Linked DNA regions of Homo sapiens: region 2 is linked to region 1. A link is an interaction called in ENCODE POLR2A ChIA-PET data of the cell type or tissue named here. Cell type or tissue: Caco-2. All regions are shown on one strand.

Region 1 (2,500 bases):
AGGGAAAGAGATCTAGAAGTTGAGACATGAATAGTGAGTAGAAATAGGGCAGACAGAAGGGAAGAGGTGCTCCTGGTAGGAAACCCAGCATAGGCAAAGACTCAGAAGTGAGAGTGAGGAGGGCTCCTTTTAGGAAACTGACAATCAATTGAGCCTGGCTAGAATAGAAGGCAGGAATAATCAGAGCTGGGTCTGGACAGGCCAGTGGAGCAGATTACGCTACGTCTGGGATTTCGTGTCGAGACATCAGGACTTCATCTTTAGGGGCATGGGTACCTTTGAAGAATTTACACAAGACGCGCTTCAGGGCTTGTGTAGTAGTTGAAGCAGAGAAGGAGTCAGACTCGAATTCTGGATCAAACACAGAAAACGCTTGTAAATCTCAACTTCCCATTTTACAGATGGAAAAACTGAGTTCCTAAGAAGAAAACTGGCTTGCCTAGTGCTGCAGAGCTGGTGAACGAGGAGGCTGGAATCAGAGCCTGGGTCTTCAGATCTCAAACCAGCATTTTGCTTTTTTCTGTCCCTGGAGTTCTCCCACTCTCAGCCCCTACCTGGGCCAAATCCAGCCCCTGGCAGTTCCTCTGAACTCGGGAAGAGCTCTGATTCCTCACGTACACACAGCCACGCTGTCTCAGGAAGCTCGCAATAAATTTTTTTTTTCAGGCAACGCCTTGCTCCCATCCCTGCAAAACAATGTATTTATTATTACTAAGTCTTTTCCATCTTTGAGGAGAAAATGCGTACCACATGACTCCCCAAAGCCGAGTGGTCCAGGTTTACAAATACAGTACGTTAATAGCTTTGTAAACATTTATTCAGGATGACAGCTGAGGGAAACATGTGGCATTAATTAGAGGGCTCAGCAACACGGCCTATTAAGAGGAAGGTTAAATCTGAATTAGTTGGCTTTGCTGAGACAAGAGGCACTGGGGAGCAAAACTCTGCTCTAATACGTTCTGACTCTGTTGACGTGGGGTGTGCTGGGGTGCACGGGGGTCTCCGCTCTTAGAGAGGAAGGCTGTGTCTTGGCAAGATGGCTGCTGAGTCACTGGGCTGCAAAATTGTCAGGGCTGGCTTCCCCAGAGGTCTCTTCCCTGAGTCCTTCAAGCCACAGGACACCCTGAGCTTGCAGCCCATCCTGGGCAGCAGTAGAACAGGTCTAGCAGAATCAGCTCCTGAGGCCTGACGGGTTGTTGGGGGAACAGCTCTCTGGGCTGGGAGTTGCTGCTCCCTCTGGTTTGCAGTTCCCCCTCTCTGAGCTTCCCTAGCTTCCTGGGTTTCCATGCTGAGCAGTTTGCATTGTCTCTGCCTCTGGGTACCCATGAGTGTCCCCAGTTGATGTGGGAGCCAGCCACAGAGGAAAATAGATTCCCTGTTTCCAACATTCAATAAGGTTTAGCTTACAGTAGATGCCTTTAGGACTATTTATTCTCGGCCTCATATTCATGAGGGGTCTCAAATGGAGACGTTTGAGTTTATCTCCAAATAGTCACACATCCGCACACAGAAATGTCCCAAAAGCAGGGAAAAGAGGTGACATTTGTCACAATACTCCAAACGTATGTTCCATACTGGGAGTATATCCCATATAGAGAGTTATACATAAACATCCTTTTTTTTTTTCATAAATCTTTTAATTATCTTTTTTTTTTTTTGAGATGGAGTCTTACTCTGTTGCCCAGGCTGGAGTGCAGTGGTACAATCTCGGCTCACAGCAACCTCTGCTTCCTGGATTCAAGCAATTCTCCTGCCTCAGCCTCCCAAGTAGCTGGGATTAGAGGCACCTGCCACCATGTCCAGCTAATTATTGTATTTTTAGTGGAGACAGGGTTTCGCCATGTTGGCCAGGCTGGTCTCAAAGTCCTGGCCTCACGTACACACAGCCACACTGTCTCAGGAAGTTCCCAGTAAATTTTGGCCTGCCTGGGCCTCCCAAAGTGCTGGGATTACAGGTGTGAGCCCCCACACTTGCTGCATCCTGGTTTTTATGTCCCATTTTGACCTTTCTTCATCGTAAATATTCCCAGGAGCCTCTAAATACAGAAAGGACTCTCTTAACTTCTGAGAACCTGGCTGGTGGTCTGGGAATATATGTTGAATGGATGCATGAAAGAATGAGTGACCCTGGGAAGCCATGTACCTTCTTTGGGGCTCAGTTTTATCGTCTGTATAATGGGCTGATGGGCAGGGAAGGAGGGCTGGCCAAGTGGGGGCTGAGGATGCAGTGGTCTGCAGCACAGTGCAGAGCTCTGGCTTCCACTCTTCCAGCTCTGCCTGTAGGATGCTCTGATCCCTCTGTCCTGGTGCCACTCTCTTTGTTCCTCTCCTCTGGACCTTCTGATTGAGCCACCCTCCTGTCTTCCCATTGCTCAGATCAAACCCTCACTTGGCATCTGATGTGGATGGGATGATCCAGAAACAGATCCAAGCTTCCTTCCTTTTGGCACTATCTTTAAACACCCACTTTCCCCCCTTCTCTTCTCCACTCACTATGCAG
Region 2 (2,500 bases), 170 kb before region 1:
AAAAAGAGACCCTTATATACCCACAGAGTGGGAGAGGCATGGAGAGGAGAAGAGGAGAAGAGATAAAGGTTAGAGACGAAGAGACAATGACAGAGAGAGATGGATCAGGCAGACTGGGGATGGGGTGAAAGGACAAAGATTAAGAAACACAGAGAGCAAGAAGCAAGTGCAGGGGCGAGGTGGGGGGGGGGAGGAGAAAGAGGGGGGAGAGAGAGAGAAGAGGTGAGACAAAGAAAGGGAGAAGCACCTGGAGGCAGAGAAAGTGGGGAAAGTGGGGACTAAGGAAAGCGGATGGGAAAGGAGTGGCCAAAAGGAAACATAAGAAAGATGGTGGGGAAATGGAGAGCCAGAGAGCCGGGCCACCCTCCCGATGTATTACTTGACATACGTATGAGATTATCTAGCACGGTATAAATGCCTCCATTAAATCACGATTGAGCTTCTCAAACCGACCAATTCCCGAATAGCCTCCAGCCCTTGGGGAATATGGTTTTCAAAACCGTATAAAGCATCAAATACTAACAACTTAGGAGAGAGGTTCTCATTCATTAGGGGTTTCCAGGGGCCCCCAGCAGGGCCTTTGTGGTAGAGGGTGGGGGAGAGTGTGTGGCTGGGATCTTGGGGAAAAAAGGCATTGTGTTTCTCTCTGTCATTGGCTTCACAGAAAAGCCTCTTCCCCACTCCAACAGCACGCTACACAAACTCACTAAGAAGTTCTTGTTGGTAGGGACTACTTGGCCAAGAAGAGAAAATGGAATTTCCCCAGAGTCCTCCTTATTCCCAGAGTGCATTTGGCCCAATAAAGAGGGGCTGCACAATTTCCTAGACATTCCTGCTTGCAACGGAGAGGGAGGGGACGATGAAGGGCAGCCTCCCTCCCAGCCTCTTGGGAAAACAGAACTTTGTTGAACCACAGGAGGCTGGTGGATGATGAGAAGGAAGGTTTGAGAGTAGTCTGGTGAAGGTGAAGTCCGCGTTTGCACCCCCTCCCCTGCCCCCTGCAGGCTCCCAACTCATCACTCCAACTAGTTCAAATAAACCGCAGCTCAACTTCCCTCACTCTACCTCCTCCCTTATTTGCCTCCCAGTCTGCCAGGAAAGGCATTTTAAAAGGTAGCTAATCAAGGATTTTTTTCCTTTTCTTTCTTTTCTTTTTTTTTTTTTTTTTTTGTTGGGAAGCCTTGTTTGCTTTGCTTTAACAAACAGCTGATAGAATTTGCTTTAAAGGAGCACTAAAAAAAAAAAAAAAAAAAAGAAAAGAAAAATGTGCCTACAGGGCACATGCCTGCATATCCGTGTGTGCCTGTGTGTGTGTGTGTGTGTGTGTGTGTGTGTGTGTGTTTAGACCTCCCGAGCTGGCTTGCAGTAATAAATGGAACCTGCTTCAGGTGCAGAAAGCTGGGAGGGGTCGAGGGGAGGAATGCACAGGCTGATTTACACCTGTCCCTACAGCTGCTATCGACAACACTTACAGCCTCCAGAAATGACCCTTGGTGCCGACTTGTCTGGAAGCCATCAGGGTTAGTTTTGAAGCAGGAATCTTCAAGTGGACCAGAGGGTGAGCTTTGCCCAGCCCCGCCTTCCCTGCCGTGGTCTTCAAGTGCTGCCCAGTGGAGCAGGCTGCCTGCTTCTCTCCCTCTCTGCCCACCTGCTCCTCCCTCTCTGTTTCTTCTCAGACAAATATCATCATTGACTTTCAGCTGTCTTTGGTGCTGCTGCCCAAGGAGGGCTGGGCAGGGTGCAGGGTTTCCAGCCAGCTCATCACCACCCCTTCCCCCCAGGAGCTGGGTCTGGCCCCAGGAATCTGTGTGGGATTCCTCGCTCTACCCTCCAGCCAGTTTCTGCCCTCTGCCACTGGCCTCAACCCACCCCACTGGCCAGACAGTTGAGTTACTGATAACTTCCAGATGCCTCTGGAATCTTGCTTCCAGTCCTCCCAGCACTCTGCCTGGTCTGCAAAAGTGGGGGCAGTGGGCAGCAGGCACCCTGCCCTGAAACTTGTTGCCACCTCTCAGAGGCTGATGAAAGCCGCACTCAGCTGGGCCCTTCAGGACGGGGGACCCTGGAGCCAGGGCACTCAGAAGGGATGTTTGACACCCACGCCAGGAACTTGGAGTCCCTGACTTTCTAGCCCAGGCCCTACAGAGGTTTAGGAGGACTGGGAGGGGGCAGATTGCAGGCCACCAGCTACCAGAGAAGCCACAAGGAAAGGCCTGGCACTTTCCCTGGGAATTAACAGGCACTGGGAAAGTATCTGGGTCCCCATTGCCTTACTGGTAGAACGGGGCAAGGGTGGGGGCAGGAACTGTAATATATACTACATTGACATTTTATTTTATTATTACTATTTTCAGACAGAGTCTCGCTCTGTTGCCCAGGCTGGAGTGCAGTGGCGCGATCTCTGCTCACTGCAACCTCCACCTCCCGGCTTCAAGCAATTCTCTCTGCCTCAGCCTCCCAAGTAGCTGGGATTACAAGCATGCACCACCACGCCCAGCTA

What was found. Peaks named below come from ENCODE experiments on the same cell type or tissue, not always from the same donor. Only the 100,000 strongest peaks of a DNase experiment are listed, where the experiment ranks them.
Region 2: POLR2A ChIA-PET joins it to region 1 with 19 read pairs; 2 of 35 experiments call an interaction of 5 or more read pairs at or near these places.

Annotation. Positions count from the first base shown.
Region 1 is chr12:114,868,475-114,870,974 of GRCh38, forward strand. No RefSeq gene overlaps it. Among named protein-coding and RNA genes, the nearest start is that of TBX3, 190 kb to the left of the region's middle. In Caco-2, no CTCF peak of the experiment used is centred here; a DNase peak (open chromatin) is centred at 1,167.
Region 2 is chr12:114,702,395-114,704,894 of GRCh38, forward strand. All of the region lies in intron 1 of TBX3-AS1 (TBX3 antisense RNA 1), which reads left to right. Among named protein-coding and RNA genes, the nearest start is that of TBX3, 19 kb to the left of the region's middle. In Caco-2, no CTCF peak of the experiment used is centred here; DNase peaks (open chromatin) are centred at 1,027, 1,417 and 1,837; H3K4me3 peaks cover 151 bases.